Regions from separate parts of the Homo sapiens genome. Here region 2 is linked to region 1. Evidence: chromatin contacts called from ENCODE Hi-C data. All regions are on one chromosome and are shown on one strand. Each heading gives the region's core, a stretch centred on a gene start or an enhancer-like site at or near the end of the contact. The rest is flanking DNA. Distances are from core to core; before and after follow the strand shown.

Region 1 (5,323 bases), core at 718-3,217:
AGCAGAAATTTGGGAAAACATTGGGAAAAAAATACATGTATGCACCTATGGTCCAATGTACTAATAACATATAGGTTAGAGAACCATTTTGAGGATTTAGAAAGGTCAAAATGTATGATTACAGCTAAACACTGAAGTCAACAGGAAGTGTTAAGTTGAAAGTACAACTCCTTACGCTATTTACTAGAGAAACATAAGCCTGACCAAGTTACCCTTAGTTCATGTAGACAAAAATAAGCAAATAAATATTGATCTTGACAACTGGTCAATTTGTGCAAGCAAGGTTAGAACTTTGTACATCACATAGTCAGTAACATTTGCTGGCGGTGATATCAAGGAATAGGAAAAGGTTCAAAAGCTATTGATGTAGTGCTTCCCAAGCTGTCACTCTGAACCAAGCAAATTCTTATATGAAAAAGACAACAAAAAAGCTATACTAGAACCACTTATTTATATGGAACTTCATCAGAGACATGAGAGAACCCCAGGGGACTGTAAGACAAAGTTCAAAGGAAGAATGTGTAGGACTAAAATTGCACTAAGCCATAAATGCTCAAAATTCACATACAGTAAAATTTTTTTAATGTCCAGTTTTGCTCAAATATAAGAAATTAACTGTAAAAAATTTATGTGTGTGTATATGTATATATATGTGTATATAAATATGTGTGTGTGTATATATATACATATATATTTTTTTTTTTTTTTGAGACAGAGCTTTGCTCTTGTAGCCCTGGCTGGAGTGCAGTGGTGCGATCTCAGCTCATTGCAACCTCCGCCTCCTGGGTTAAAGGTATTCTCCTGCCTCAGCCTCCCGAGTAGCTGGAACTACAGGTGTGTGCCACCATGCCCAGCTAATTTTGTATTTTTAGCAGAGATGGGGGTTTCACCATATTGATCAGGCTGGTCTCGAACTCCTGACCTCAGGTGATCCACCTGCCTTGGCCTTCCAAAGTTCTGGGATTACAGGTATGAGTTACTATGCCCAGCCCAAAAAAATTATTTTTAAAAATTAACTGTGATCTGTTATGGTATGGAGCTGACTAACTGCAAGAAGACACATATATAAATGTCAAATCATTATCTTTTAAGGAAACCAGGCCCTAGGACACTTCCATGTCTGTAAACTATTTCAAGCATCAACATATTTCTGACTGAGGAAAGATGTACTTAAAAAAAGTCAACTCAATTTTTTGTCTTAGTGCCCCCTCACACAGGTTTGCTGAGCTGTGCCCTATCACTAGAAAAGCTAAGCTTGTTGTTCTGTGGCTTAAAATGATCTTATCTTCTGACTTCCTCCCACCTTCCTCTGATCTTGGACTGGTGCCCCAAGTCACTCCATTAGAGAAGGCAGCTGGCTCATATCACTGCAGACTTTCCCACAGCTAACCTCTGATCTGAAGGTGTTTGTAGGTACAATGATGGAACAACATTTATTTTTCCCTGTCAGCAAAACAAACAAAACAACACGGGGGAACAGTTTGACCCAGTAAGAATTGTAAGCAGAATTTTAGTTGTCAGATTCATGACATGCAGAGGCAGAAAGAAAAGACATTAGGTCAGAAAGTAAGGAAGAAAGAATAGGCATAGTTGGTGGGCAGAAGAGCAAGACAGGTTCCAAATATCAGAGATAATTCCAAGTGAACTGATCGCACTAAATTGAAAAGGACTTTTTAGTGTGCCTTTGCAGTAAAAGTGAGAAAAGAAAACAAGCAAGTCCCCATCTGTGCTGCCCCAGGGCGCCTCGTACTGAGTTTCACAAATCTAATGAAGCAGTCAGGTTAAAATCCAACCACAGAGTGGATGTGACATGTGGAGAACAGCTCGGGTTAGAATAGAAAAGCAGGGCGGTTCCTAATGCAGGTGATTATCCGTGTGATAATCATTATATTTACAGGCTTTCCATTTTAGATCTGACATCAAAAATCACAAAGGAGGAGGGATTAAGGAAATAAACAACCGACACAGAGGCTTTCCTGCTCCCCTGAGAGTACAGCACTTTCATTCATGCATGACAAGCAACAAAAGCAAAACTAAACAGGCCAGGAAAGAGTATTTCTGAGAAGGCTGGATTTCACATTAACGCTTTTTTTCCATTTTGATAACTTTCACTATTACTCAGTTTCTCAGTCAGGTCACATTTTCAGAATCAGTTCTCATTGTTGTCTATGCTATAATACAGTATCATTTTTGGTTTACAATGAATGATACTCACATAATATGTCCTTTACAAAAACAGACCCATTTTTTCCTTCCTGGAATTGAGTGTTGTGAATAAAATGACATATAATTAAAGTCTTAGACTCTCATCTATACCACACCACTTAGGTTTTGCAGTAGGCTTGCTGCTTCAGCAACCAGGGTAAAACAACAACCAAATATAGTTTTTGAATGGAGGTTAGGGAAAAACTATGTTAATCAGATTAATGAAAACTATGGAATACTTACATTAAGAGCTATTTAAAGGGATCAGCAAGCCACTATTAAAAAGCACAATCCTCAGATTATGCAGGAAAGGAAAGAAACTCAAGTGCATGTTTGCGTATATGAAAGACAACTATGGAGGAGAAAACTTTCTCTATATTTCATCTGATAACACAAGTTCTTACTTATAAAGTAGAATTATCTATAATCAATATTAAACTAAAACCATAACTTGCCCATACTCACTGCAATTCCAATTATTTGTTACTAGTTATATAGAAACACAATGATTTCTGTATACTGACAAGCCAAGGGGGAATGGAGCCACCAGACCAGGTCTGTTTTCTTACTTTGCTTCTTCATCTCTCCATGCAACAAACATTTACCTCCTAAGTGTAGTTTTAGGCTGCTAGCATCTGTGTACATGTGTGTCATTGCTACAGCTGTTACAGGCCTTATAATGATATTAGACTTTGACTCAATAATACTATAACTCCTAAACGGAGTGGTATAGGTTAGAGATTAAGACAGGGGGGTGTCTGTCTTTCTCTACATATATGTATAAAAATCTCTGTATAATAAAAATTCATATAATTGTATATAAATTTAGAGGTATAATATTCTCCTTGAATGGCTTTAAGTGCAACATAGTACTGGTAGGAAGCAATTATAGCCAATGGAAAGAGTACAGGGTCTAGAATCAAAAGGCCTACACTAAGGTCCCAGTTTTACAAATTATTTGCTATGTAATCTTGAGCCAGTCACTCAGTACATCAATTTCTTCATCAATAACATTGGGGTTAACCATACCTATTTCGTTGCATTGTTGCTAGGAATAAATGAAATACTTTATGTGAAACTGAAATCATTTTGCCTATTGAATTCAAGTTCTTGTTAAGATCTCAGGATAAACAAATGAGTGTCAGAGCACCTAGAGTACTTTAATGATCTGTCCCATCTGTGGATTATATGTGTAGGAGGCAGTCTTCAAAATGGTTTTCAATGATCCTTGAACCTGGTATTCAAATCCTTGTACATTCTCCTCCCCTTGAATGTGCTCTAGACCTAGTGACTTGCTTTAACAAATATATGACAAAAGTGATGGTATGTTTTGTTCATCTTCTTGATCACAAGCCTTCTCTCTCTGAGCCCTCGCTCTAGGAGAAATAAGTTGCAATGTTGTGAGGACTATGGAGTGGTGCATGATCAATAACCAGTGAGGATCTGAGGGCTGTGACCGGACATGAGTGGGCTTGGAAGAAGATCCTCCCCTAGCTGAGCAGCAAGATGACTACAAACCTGGTTGACACCTTTATTAAAAGTCTTATGAGAGCCAGAGGCACCAAGCTAAGTAAGCAGTGCCTGGATTCCCTATCCCACATTTTATACATGAGGTTAACAAGAAAAACTCAGGTAATTTCACATTCAAATTATGTTAATAAAAACTTCAAAGTGGCCAGGTGCAGTGGCTCATGCCTGTAATCCCAACATTTTGGGAGGCTGAGGTGGGAGGATTGCTTGTGTCCAGGAATTTGAGACATGCCTGGGCAACATAGCAAGACAACAAAAACCAAAACTTCAAAGCAAGTGTGGTCAGCAAATCAGAGGGTAAGCAAATTCTGGAAAGAAAATTTAGATATATGCTATCTAAATGGCTTTGTATACCTGATTATGGTCAACCATTTCTTCAACACAGATTAACCGGGAGATATTATCCTTTGCATGAAATTTATTTGAAGTTTTAATTCACAATGTCTTCTGTTATTCTGAAGCAATGATTGTTTCTGACACTAAAATAAGAGTATTAAATAGTGCTAGAATCCTCAGGTGAGAAAAACAATATTGAGTCAAAGTCTCCTACCACTAGAATGTCTGCAACAGCTGTAGCAGTGACATAACTAAGTCATGCTGAAATTTAACAATAAAGAACTATCCACTGTGTATTTCTTTTCATACAATATATCACAACATAAAGACTTATACTGCTAAAGCTTCTAAATATTTTCTCATGCTGTCCTTCAAACTATGAGTTACCTTTACTTTATGTTATCTATCAAACCATTTATATACTTTCTTATGATACCACGTTAGTATTATACTATTTTAACTTATGCATTATTTCTGATAAGGAAAAACTTTAATTTGTAAATAAAGTAACTGAAGGCTGGAGAAATTTGTTGCATAAAATGTGAGTCTGGGAACCCCTTTTAAGAGAAATTTCATTCACAAAAGTATCTCTACTAGCTTTTCCAAAGAATATATCATATAACTTTTTGGAGATTTTCAACCTGTGCTCTGACATTTGTTACCATATGCTTCCCGTCTACAGAATGCTGAATAAAAATATTATTTAACATTTTATTGAGTGCCAAAAACTCTATGGGGCAATGCACAGCTATAAAGACACTCATGCCTCTATCCAATAGGTTTATAATAAAAATTAGATAAACAGTATATAAATTATACCTCAATAAACATAACTGAAAAAAATTAAGCAGCCAAAACACAGGCAAAAAAATAAAGTGCAGTTTACAAGAAACTTAACTGTTTCACAAAGTGATTAACTGACTTGTCTATTCTAGCAAGGAGAGTTGTTCATTCCCACTTTTAAGCATATTTAATCTGGTAACTAAAGAACAAATTAAGTTAGGAAAAAGTGCTTCATCAAAACGTAAGACAGACAAGCTACTTAGACTAATTTCTTTCAGAACAACCCAAGTTTTTAGTATTAAAGAACAAGAAGAAAGAGGCTAGCATAAGAAAAATGTTAGGATAGTAGCCCTATTATTGGGAATTTTATTTCCATTTTTATTTTTTATTTTTTTTTTGAGATTGGGTCTCACTCTGTTGCCCAGGATGGAATACAGTGGCAGGATCACAGCTTACTTTAGCCTCAACC
Region 2 (5,516 bases), core at 2,312-4,811, 1.0 Mb before region 1:
TAACTCATAGACTCCAATTATCTGGGGTGGAGATTAACAATTTTTGGTCATCTGGGTACCACATCACAATTTTTGCCATATCTCTATAGCAGCTGTACTATTATGTACTTAATATTTTTTCCTTTAATTGATTTACTTTTCCTGTTGATATGGTTTGGCTATGTCCCCACCCAACTCTCACCTTGAATTGCAATAATCCCCATATGTCAAGGGCGGAGCCAGGTGGAGATAATTGAATCAAATAAACACCACCACCACCACTACTACTACTACTGCTGCTGCTGCTGCTGCTGCTGCTGCTGCTGCTACTGCTGCTACTGCTACTATTACTGTTCTCATGGTAGTGAATAAGTCTCATAAAATCTGATGATTTTGTAAATGGGAGTTCCCCTGCACAGCCTGCCTTGCCTGCTGCCATGTAAGACGTGTCTTATATCCCCTTTGCCTTCCGCCATGACTGTGAGCCCTCCCCACCCATGTGGAACTCTGAGTCCATTAAGCCTCTTTTCCTTTATAAATTAAAGAAACAGTCTCTGGTATTTCTTTATTAGCATCATGAGAACAGACTAATATACCTATTAATTCAGAAATTAAAATATGAAAGTCACAGTCATAAATCGATAGCCAACATTATTTAACAAACACAAATTTTAAAAGTCCATTCAGTATACTGCCTAAAATCATTTCCTGTGACACCCATTATCCGGCACTTTGGGAAACACTGATCCAAAGCCAACCATCTCATCTGACAGAAGGAAATGGAGTTCAGAGACATAAAGTAATTTGACTAAGGTTACACAGCCTTGAAGTCAAAGGACCATTAACTCTGCTCTCCTGGTTCCTTGCTCATTAATGTTTTTTCCAATACCATGACTATTCAATGGATGTATTAATAGCATATCACAGCCATATTTCCATTAGAATAAGTACTCTACTCAACAATATTTAGGGATTCTAGTTCAAATAATTGTGCTCATATCTGGGAGTAATTAAGGATTTTTTCCTTTTAAATGCAGCTGTCATACAGACTTTTCATCAGGTTGAGTATTCCTAATCTGAAAAACCCAAATCTGAAATACCCTAAAATCCAAAAATTTTTGAGCACCAATTTGATGCTCAAAAGAAATGTTTATTGGAGCATTTTGGATTTCGGATTTTCACATTAGGGATGCTCAACTGGTAAGTATAATGCAAACATTCCAAAATCAAAAATAAATTAAAAATCAAAAACACTTCTGGTCCCAAGCACTTTGGATAAGGGCTACTCAACCTGTATGTGGTCTTGTTTTGATGTTGGCTGTCACATTTTACAAAACACTATGGGTATTTTTAAAGACATTAGTATCTTGAGCAGTCAGATATCACACATAATGACTCAGTTATGATTTGTCATTGAGAGCTAGAAAACCACTGCAGTCTTCAAGGTCTCTTTCCTCAAGCCCAAGTCTTTAATTAGCAGAGATGAGAGAAAGGACAATGGCCACATCCTTCGTTAAACACCAAGAGTCACCCAAGTTGACTGGGCAGAGTCAACTGATCATAAGCCATGGCTGTTCTTGAAATGCCCCACTTAGCAGTGAGGGAGTCCCCAAGACATGGTCTAGGCTTGGTGAGCACCTAACTCCATCTCCCCAGGGAGAAGCCAGCCTCCTCTTTTCCAGCCACTGAACACAGATGTTCCACAATGGGCACATGCCTCCTATCTTGCTGGTGTCCTCAGGTTATAACAAGGATATCCAGTCCAGGATTCCAAAAGAGAAGGAAAAAAAAAAAACAAACACCACTGATATCCACAAAACCTCCTTGTATATTAAACAGTGCATCATGAGTAACACAGCTATTATTCAGTGCATGCATCACAACTGTGTGCCCATGTTGTGTTGTCAGATAAATATATAAACACAGGGACTGAAGTGCCCCCTCTCCTCTCCACCATCCCTTCTAGGAAGAGGAAAGGAAGTTGGGCTGGGATAGAGGAGCAGAGAGATAGCAGGAGAGCAGGGAGATTCTGGAGGCAGAATGAGAGGGGAGAAAAAGAGTACTGGGGTTTCTTTCTTCCCTTTTCTTCCCTAGTCTGTGGCATGAAAAAACAATGGCTTTTCTGAGGCACTGTGCAGACAAGGCAGCTCTGAAAAAAACTAATGGCCGTGATTAATGACAATGGGCTGGAGGAGAGTGGGGACACAGCCGCCACATACATCATCCCTTCCCGTCAGTCTCTGCTCCTCCCTGCCCCTCTTCCTCCTACCAGCAAGGCATTATAAAAACGTCTTATCTGCTCTGGATGCTTATTTTAAAGCTGAAATCACAGCCAGACCTCCACCCAAAAGAAAAACAAAGAGTGAGAAAGAATGGCCAGAAAAGGATGGTGCTAGAGGAAAGTAAGAGAGGGAAGAGTGAGAAAGAACGAGAGAGGGAGAGAGACAAAGGGGTGATAGGGTGAACAAGAAAATGGCATGTAAAATAACTATAAGATATTCCAGGAGAAAATGTGCAGGCTGTAATCATTCAAGATTTCAGCAACTTGACTCCTCACATGCTGAAGCCACATTTTCAAGGTCTTATCTGCCATATGGTTCCCTGTTTGGATGATTTATTAGGTGCAGAAAGCATACTGATAAATTTTACTGCATTTCCCTGAATAGGCAACCTATGGTGTCAATAACAAAGCTCAGGCGGCTTTAATGAAAACTGCAAGCACCAAAGGGTAACCATTTATTTATGAGTCGCTATAGTATTACTAGGACAAAATTTATCTTCCCTTCTCACGTACTCTGTAGAAACCGAATCTGGTCAAAGTAACAGAGATCACATCCATATGTCAGTGGTTTGCTAACATCTCCCCTGCACGAAACACTGGCTGTTGCTCTGGAGAAATTGTTTGGTGACCCATTTTGCATAAGAAATCTTGTTTTTGTGAAAAAACAAGATGAAACCTGGAGAACTCTGCAAACACCATACCATTAGCAATCACACCTAAAGGTGCTGCAGAATCCTCTTGGTTTTCTTTACCTAGAAAATGAGACAGCTGCCCCAGGGGTAGGGATGAAAAAAGCGAGAGTGATGTGCAGATAAGGAGGACAGAGATTTAGAGATACTGTCTGATCCATAAATATTTTAAGTGTACCAGTCCACACAACAATGTTCCCCTCCATCCTCTCCGTTTCTTAGGACACCACTCATTGCCTGGTCTCCACCCCTATCCCTCACTGCCCCTAAAATGCCTCTTTTCTTGGCTAGTAGCTATCTGCAAGTCTGATGTATGTGTTATTTTTATAACAGAGAAACAATCCAACTTTTTAAAACTCCAAAGGCAGCAAAACTAATGACCAAACTCAGGAGGAAGTGGGGGGGATTGTGGAAGAAAAGAGGAAGAAAGCCAGATAGTGCTCTTACTGTTTAATCCTGAGCCACAGTTAACTGCTACAAAAAAAAAAAAATTGGCAAGGTTTTCAAGTCTACAGTTTTCCCCACTGTGTAACATGCCTGTCCTGAGTGAAGACAGCCTTGCCCAGGAACGTCAAAAGAAGGAAGGATAAAGAAGAAGTTCAACCACAATAGCATACGTTTGAGTAATGCTCTTAGCACAGCAAACCAACGAAAGCAATAGCAAAGTTGAAAGGCTGGGCCAAGTCTTTTGACATGAGCAAAATCTCAACCTTCCATTTTTTTTTCCCCACCAAAGTTAATACTTTGAAAAATGTCTCCACTAGATTATTTTACCCAGGTTTTTTTTTTCATTTTACACTTTATTTTACACAGTTTTTTCCTTGTTCTGCATCAATATTTTCTCTAATACTTTCACAGTGAGAGGGCATGAAAATCTGTGCTTATCAGTTCTTATCCACACTATTGCCTCTCTAAATCCACTACTCAAAAATATATTTTTATATATTTATATATACAAATATATAAATATATAAATAAAATAAGTAAATAAATAAGCAAACTCTTTGGAAATCAGAACAAAAATAACATTTTATAAAAGCCTCTTTCCACATCATACATAATAAACAAAAGTCATCTTGATCAGTTCAATTACTGACATTGCTGCTTTTAAAATCTGCTTAGTAAAATGGCATCAATTAAAGTTTAATGTCTTATAAAAGATCATTCAAGTATTATAGTAGAATTAAGAGGAAATAGGTACTGCTTGGGATCTGGCTATATTTTTAGAGTTTCTCAACCAGAGAGATTTATAAGAATATTCATTATTGCCTAGATTGCTTTCAATTCAGCCACTAGTTTATTAAAAGAGGTAGGCTAAAGGGCCCAGCACGGTTCAGAGCACATTCAACCAGCTGCATTTTCAGTTTGCTAAATATTTCAACTAGTCTTCAAAGGCACTGCATAAGTAAAACCTCGCACTTATTTTTCTACACACTTCTCCTCTTAATTTTTAACCCCCTGGGTATTTCCAAAGGAAATCTAATCCACATAAGTCATTCGTACCTAGCCCACACTAAATGGCATTTGAATGAGTTATATTGTTCTAGAAACCCCATTCACCTTTTCTGTTGGCCTTTTATTCTCTGGAGGTCCCAGTCTGGGGCAAATCAACAAAACTGAACCTTAAGGCAGCAGAGGGAACTGGGGAATAGGAGAAGGGGACCAAAAAAGTATCAACAGGGAGGACACCCAGCCAGGGGCTCCAGGGCAAGAGGAAATCTCCTTTTGCAGGCCTGATACACAGGACCAAGTCGAACAGTTGTTCAGGTTGTGCACTAGCTGACGGCATTTGGCCAAAAGGACAGGTGGAGACTGAAATCCAACCTATACTGTGCTTGCCAAGCTCAATTTCTGGCCAGGGGTTACATCCACCCAGAGAAGGGGAGCACATTTCTCTACTTCTCCCAGAAGCACTGTATGGGCTAGCTGCTGATAAAGTCATGTTAAGAAAACAGAAGTAAGCCAGTCACAAAAGGACAAAAGTCCTGTATGCATCCATTCATATGAGATAACTTAGAGTAGTCAAACTCACAGAGACAGGAAGTGGAATGGAGGCTGCCTGGGGCTGAGGGGAGGAGGGGAGTGGGGAAATAGCAAGTGGCTATTTAATGGGTATGGAGTTTTGGCTTGAGAAGATGAAAACAGTTCTGGAGATGGATGGTTGTAACGGTTACACAGCAATGTGAATGCGGGTAATGCCACAGAGCTGTACACTTAAAAATAGTTTGAATGGTAAATTTTATTACAATAAAAAGGAAATGAAACCAGAGTCAAGCACTGGCAGCTACACACCCACTGTGGACTCCGATCAAGGTCCTGCTCACAGATCGACTTTACAAGCCCATGCCATTGTCCAACAACTGAGAGTAGATCAGGGCTGCACTTGCCTCCACAAACGCCCAGCTACACAGGACCTGTCCAGATCATCACTCCTAATGCCTACCTTCTGCCTCCAAAGGACACCAAAGAGGCAGGGCTTCTCTCTAGGGGTCCTTGCCCCTCTCACCCTGTGCTCCCCCTGTCTGAGTGCCCCACCAGCTCCAGCCTCTGCAGCAGCCTTCCCTGTC

What was found. A loop is a pair of places that touch in the nucleus more often than their neighbours do. Pooled maps may share reads with other maps.
Region 2: a loop to region 1 is called in a map with no recorded cell type, with 32 times the contacts of the local background. The contact joins two enhancer-like sites. A Hi-C loop is called at or near these places in 3 of 37 single-sample maps with no recorded cell type and 3 of 50 pooled maps.

The regions. Positions count from the first base shown.
Region 1 is chr10:74,582,240-74,587,562 of GRCh38, reverse strand. All of the region lies in intron 7 of ADK (adenosine kinase), which reads right to left. Among named protein-coding and RNA genes, the nearest start is that of ADK-AS1, 56 kb to the right of the region's middle. RefSeq lists an enhancer at 1,870-2,039. Within about 2 kb of position 1,967, at least 13 of the 41 ENCODE cell types and tissues checked have a DNase peak (open chromatin) inside an H3K27ac peak, as active enhancers do.
Region 2 is chr10:75,611,041-75,616,556 of GRCh38, reverse strand. The region is part of intron 2 of LRMDA (leucine rich melanocyte differentiation associated); the gene reads right to left. Among named protein-coding and RNA genes, the nearest start is that of MIR606, 61 kb to the right of the region's middle. Within about 2 kb of position 3,561, at least 6 of the 41 ENCODE cell types and tissues checked have a DNase peak (open chromatin) inside an H3K27ac peak, as active enhancers do.